Linked DNA regions of Mus musculus: region 1 is linked to region 2. Evidence: chromatin loops called from intact Hi-C (ENCODE). Cell type or tissue: heart. All regions are shown on one strand. Links, peaks and the distances in the headings refer to the core of each region. The heading gives the core; the rest is flanking DNA. Region 1 has its middle 3.4 kb from the start of Gm51267. Region 2 has its middle 11 kb from the start of Serpina3f.

Region 1 (2,928 bases), core at 334-2,833, 47 kb before region 2:
CTCTCTGCTGAGAAGTGTAAGGGAAGGGGGGAGGGGCTTCAGAGAATGTAGGCTTATGCTGGCAGTTTGCAGCTGGGGGTGTCCCTGCTGCACTGTTCCCTCCTTCTAATACCTTTGGTGTGCTACAGGAGAGCATGTGTAGTTTTGGAACAGTGTGTGTGTGTGTGTGTGTGTGTGTGTGTGTGTGTGTGTGTGTGTGTAGGAGTGTGAGTTGTGTGTGGCTGTGTCCTAATCAGCTAGCTGACCATCTGTGGATCCACATTTCCTTGTAGTGAGTGTTTTCAATAAACGTTCTAAGGAGCTAAAAAGAGTCAACAGGCCGGCATGGTCCTGACACAGAGGTTTGTCCACAAGGAGGCCATGGGAAGCTGGACTTCAGCATTTACAGAGGTTGAGTGGAGGCTGCACATGGCTCGGGGTCTGCAGCATAAATATGCAGAGGACAGCAACCCTGTTCTGCTTTTTCAGATGACAGCTGGAGAACAGGACACTTTTGGAACAGGGTTAGTGTTCAGGGTTAGGGTCAAAACAACCTCTTATCTGCTGTTTAATACACTCTCCAGCCTCAGTTTCTCCTCCTGCTTCCTCTCTGTGCCAGGATGACATGAAGGTTACATTTAGTGGCACACACATCAAGAGCCAGTAGGAAATGCAGAAAGCCAGCCTCTTCTGGTTTCTCTTTCTGCACAGCACATTGTGAATGACTGCTGCTCATTCCTGGAACTGGAACTGACATGCCTTGTATCTAGGGAGCTCCATGGCTGTTAAAATATCCAACCTGCTCATCCCGTGTGCTTTGATACTTTTTACACTATGATGGTGGGTTACATATCAATCTAATGGTGGAGAGTACCAGTCAGTAGCAAATGAAACACATGGAGAAAATGAGTTTGTACTTTAGGGAAGGGGACAAACCTTAGCAGCTGCATTCCTGGCCCCTCTTCAACTGGTTTGGAGCCAGGGATGGAGTAAAAGTGACCTGGCTGACTAAGTGCAGAGAGGAGTGTGAGAGCCAGGTGTCCTGTTCTTCCTGCTCTTCCTGCCAGCAGCCCTAGGCAGTCTACCTGAGTCCCAGCAGCCTCAGTCGTTTCTCTGGGAAAGAGGCAGTCTTGCTATGATAGTCAAATATTTATTTCTTCTATTATGTTCTGGTTATAGCAACTTGAACAAGGCCAATTGCTCCATGTTCTAATTACATCTGTACAAAACTAGAAGATCCTGGACATCCTTACACACATTGACATATATTTTCAATTTTCAACATCTGTAGATACATGTGTATATCATACATATATGTGTATCTATGTATATAAACACTTATATAAACATATATGTGTGATATGCACATGTATATACAGTATTCACACAAGTGTATGTGTCAGTCTATATATAAACACATAAATAATCAACACACACACACACACACACACACACACACACACACACACACACACACACACACATATATGTTTGAACTCAGAGCCTGACATATACTCAGAAAACAGCCTAGCCCTGAGTCATTCCTGAGCAGGTGTGTAGTGTGTCTGTGTGTTTGTGAATGTGCATGTGTTCACACGTGTGCACAGCCCTCTTCTTACAGTTTTGTTTTCACTAAGTGCCTCACTATCGTGCCCAACTGACCTTAAACTCACTCTCAGATATTTCATTTTCTCCTTGGTTCAAAAGGAGGAGTAGATCACATATTAGTAAAGCAACTTCTATTTGTGCTCACAGTAAAAGGACAAAGCCAGTGAAGTGGAAAGGAGGGACTGCAGCTGTGTGGAGAGCCATGAGCAATTGCCATCATGAGCCTCCGCTGTGCCTAACTGGTAAACAAGTAATGTGCGCAGGTGCAAGAGTAAATTCATGCCAAGTCACTGCTCATCCCGGGGCGTAGTAGTGGGGTGATGAGTGAGCAGCTAATCAGGAGCTGACACGTCACATGGAGGGGTATATAAGCAGCATCATTTTCCTTGTTCGTTGTTGTTGTTCTTCTTTTGCCTATGCAATCAATGCTCTCCCAATAAACGTGTGCAGAAGGATCCTGTTGCAGCGTCGTTCTTCCTGGCCAGTTGAGCGCATGCAAGACAGCTGGACCAGTCCTCCTCAGCAGACCTGATGGTGACATAGAGGATCTCATGTCCCCACTCCTAAAATTCTGGTGAAGCCTAGTATTTTGTCCCCATAGCATGTTGTATTATTGTCCTCATGCTGCAACACCGTACAAACTTCACATCCAGCAGCTAGGTCTTCCATCTGCTGCCCAACCAGTTCACATCCTTAAAGCTCAGAGAACCTCCCCTGAAGACTCACATTTCATTCCTGCTTGGGCAGAATTTCCAGTATCTCATTTCAAGCCATGTTAGTCACTGCTGTACAGATTTCATACCCATTGATGAGTCACCCCTTTAGCTCCCCATAGCTCCACACAACCATTAGAACAACCTTTATGTTAATGAATTCCCCTGTTCTGAATATCATATGTTTGTAGCTCACAGGACACAGGCCCTACTGTGGATTCTTTCCCTGGGAGCATATTGGTAGGCTCACACACAGGGCAGCAAGAAATGGCACCTCTCTCATTTGTCTAATGCAGTAATAGTGTGTGGCCTGAGCAAGCTCTGCTTCTCCATGCATCTGTTGGGACTTGAGTCACAAGCCCTTTACCAACTAGGAGAAGTATGGTGGACTCAGGCTGCAGTGCTTGCCATGTCCTCACTTCCTGTTCCTCTGAGTACCTGCCTACAGTGTGATTGCTGTATCAACCCCTCCAAATGCTGCACCATTCTCCATTCCTACTGCTCCACAGGAAGGCCTGGAATTCTAGTCCTCCAACCATACCTCACCTAGAGAAACAAGTTCTTGTCCTATGCCTGCATTTTAAATCAGATGTAGCTGTAGCAGTTGGGATAGTGTGAGGGTGGAAGT
Region 2 (2,928 bases), core at 145-2,644:
GAAAATTGTGAACAAGTTAACATACAAGATGATTGGGACAATAATGTTAATGCAGGCATACATTGGGCCCTGGACTTTATTATCCGATATTAAATGATCCTAGAAGAGGCCCCAGACGTCCTCCACAACGGATTCCTGTATGCAGGACTGTTTTGCCCCCGAAATTGGGTTTTTCTCCCTTTTGGAGATATTGCTATGCTAATGAGACTGTTTGCTCTAATACCACCTTGTGTGATTGGAATATTTTGGATTATATTAATCATTGTCCTATTAATTTGGTTTATGGGATTTGTACAAAAAATAATGAAACTTATTTTTCTTCATTATGGAAAGCCATTGCAGTCCTTGGGATGATAAGAGTTAAAAGAATTAACAGCACCTGGATTCCTATCGGGAACATCACGGCATTTCAGGACGAACAAAATAAGACTGAAGTTTTTGTACGTGTGTGTGTTCCAGAACCATTGGCCTTTTTGAGTGGGAATTTATTGATAGATATTAATACTGTTAATTGTACTAATTGTCAAATAACTAATTGTGTTAATTCTACTTTAAGTAATTTTTTGATTGTTAAGCAACCTGGTTATGTTTATTTACCAGTTAATTTGACTAAGGATTGGTATGATGAAAAAGCCCTAGCAATTCTTGAGCATGCAACCACAGAATTGTTGTTACGATCTAAAAGGGTCATAGGCATAATTATAGCAGGAATAGCTGCCTTGATAGTTGCTAGGACGGTAATGGCAACTGCTTCTGTGTCCTTAGTGCAAAGTATACACACTGCAGCATATGTTAATGGCTTGGTTAAAGCCTTATATGTTCAAAAAGAATGGGATAAAAATTGAAATGAGAGTGAATTCTCTCATTGATTTATTGGGTCGTCGATTGCAGATTATGGCTATAAGAGAATTTGTCATGCTGAATTTAAGACTATTTGTGTTACCCCAGTTCCATATGATGATAGTAAGTGCTCATGGGATAAGATACAAAACCATTTACAATGAGTATGGGATAATTCTTATACGTCCCTTGATTTAAATGAATTAAAAGAACATATTTAAGATATTATGAACATTCCAAAAATTGATATTCACATTATGGAACAGACTAAAACCTTTGTTGATGCTCTTAAATCTGCTTTTCCATTCTTTACATCTTTTAAAAAATTGGGTAATTGGTGTTATAATTATTGCAGGATTATTAATAACTGGATATAGTTTATTTCCCTATTTAATTCGTGGGGCAATGCAACAGACTCATAAAAGCTTGATTGAATTGAAGAAGTTAAAACTTGCTGAGGAAAAGGGTCATCTGCCTCCCATGTTCATTTAGTTAAAGAAAAAAGGGTGGAATGAGGAGAACAATGGCTTCCCTTTGGTTCTGGCCTGAAAGGGTCACAGCAGTTAACTGGGGGAAAGTTCAGGGGCTGTCCCTCCTGGAAGGGAGGGATGTCCAAACATGACTTTCTGTGGGCCAAAGTTATTTCCTGCTCCTAGCCAAGAGTCAATATGTATCCGTTGAGGAGGATGTCTTGGGTCTGTTGATAAACAGTTCCTTATTTTGAAGAAGTTCTTATTATGAGAAACTGAAACCAAGAGTGAAAATATTGTGTGTTAATTTTAATTAAGCAAAGATGTTATTGTTTGAGTAAAAATTGCAAATCCTACCCATGCTTATAAGCTGAAGAAATCAGTAAACCTTTGTACCTTGCCACCAGAGCAGTAGTCGGTCTGTCTCTTTAAGGCATTTGCAAAGCTGATGTTCGAAACCTTTCTGCACAGCCCATGGTAGACGCCTGCTGCTCATTTCTGGGACTGATATGCCTTATGTCTAGGGAGCTCCATGGCTGTTAAAACATGTCCTACATGCTCATCCCGTGGGCTCTGGTGTTTTTAACACTATGATGGCTCATCCCGTGGGCTCTGGTGTTTTTAGCACTATGATGGCGGGTTACAGATCAATGTAATGATGAAGAATACCAGTCAGTAGGACCTGACACTTGGATGCAGAAAAATGAGTTTGTACTTTAAAGAAGAGAATAAACCTTAGCAATTTCATCCCTGGTCCTTCCTCAGCCTGTTCAGGTTAGGTATGCAATAAAAGTGACCTGGCTGACTAAGGGCAGAGAGAAGTGTGTGAGTCAGGTGTCCTGTTCTTCCTGCTATTCTTGCCAGCAGCCCTACGCAGTCTACCTGAGTCCCAGCAGCCTCATTTGTTTAACTGAGAAACAGATGGGTTTGCTTTGACAATCCTATATTTGTTTCTTCTTTTATGTTCTGGTTGTAGCAAATCGAATAGCCCAAGTTCAAGGCCAAGTGCCCCATGTGCAAATTACATCTGTGCAAAGCTAGAAGATCCTGAACATCCTTACACATCAACATACTTGTCCATTTTCAACATATGTATATACACATGTATATCATACATATATGTGTGTCTATGTATATACAAACTCATGTATACATATTTACCCAAACATATGTATATGTGTGTCTATATAAAAATCCATACCTACACACACTCACACACACACAAATATATATATGCTTGTACTCAGGGCCTGACATATACTCAGAAAACAGCCTACCACTGAGTCATTCCTGAGCAGGTGTATAATGTGTGTCTGTGTGTTTGTGAACGTGTAAGTGTGCATCCATGTGCACAGCCCTCTTCTTACATTTCCTTTTGACTCAGTGCCTCACTATCTTGCCCTACTGACCTTAAACTCACTCTCAGATATTTCATTTCCTCCTTGACTCAAAAGGAGGAGTGGATGACATGTTAGTAAAGCAACTTCTACTTGTGCTCACAGTGAAAGAGAAAACCAATGAAGTGGAAAGGAGGGAGTGCAGCTGGACTGATGGTGACATAGAGGATCTGGTGAAGCTTGGTGTTTGGTCCCCATATCATGTTGTATTATTGTCCCCA

The links. Peaks named below come from ENCODE experiments on the same cell type or tissue, not always from the same donor. Only the 100,000 strongest peaks of a DNase experiment are listed, where the experiment ranks them.
Region 1: a loop joins it to region 2, with 2.5 times the contacts of the local background. A loop is called at or near these places in 5 of 42 quality-filtered maps.

Annotation. Positions count from the first base shown.
Region 1 is chr12:104,271,152-104,274,079 of GRCm38, reverse strand. No RefSeq gene overlaps it. Among named protein-coding and RNA genes, the nearest start is that of Gm51267, 3.4 kb to the right of the region's middle. In heart, for the core only: no CTCF peak of the experiment used is centred there; no DNase peak of the experiment used is centred there.
Region 2 is chr12:104,223,648-104,226,575 of GRCm38, reverse strand. No RefSeq gene overlaps it. Among named protein-coding and RNA genes, the nearest start is that of Serpina3f, 11 kb to the right of the region's middle. In heart, for the core only: no CTCF peak of the experiment used is centred there; a DNase peak (open chromatin) is centred at 1,425.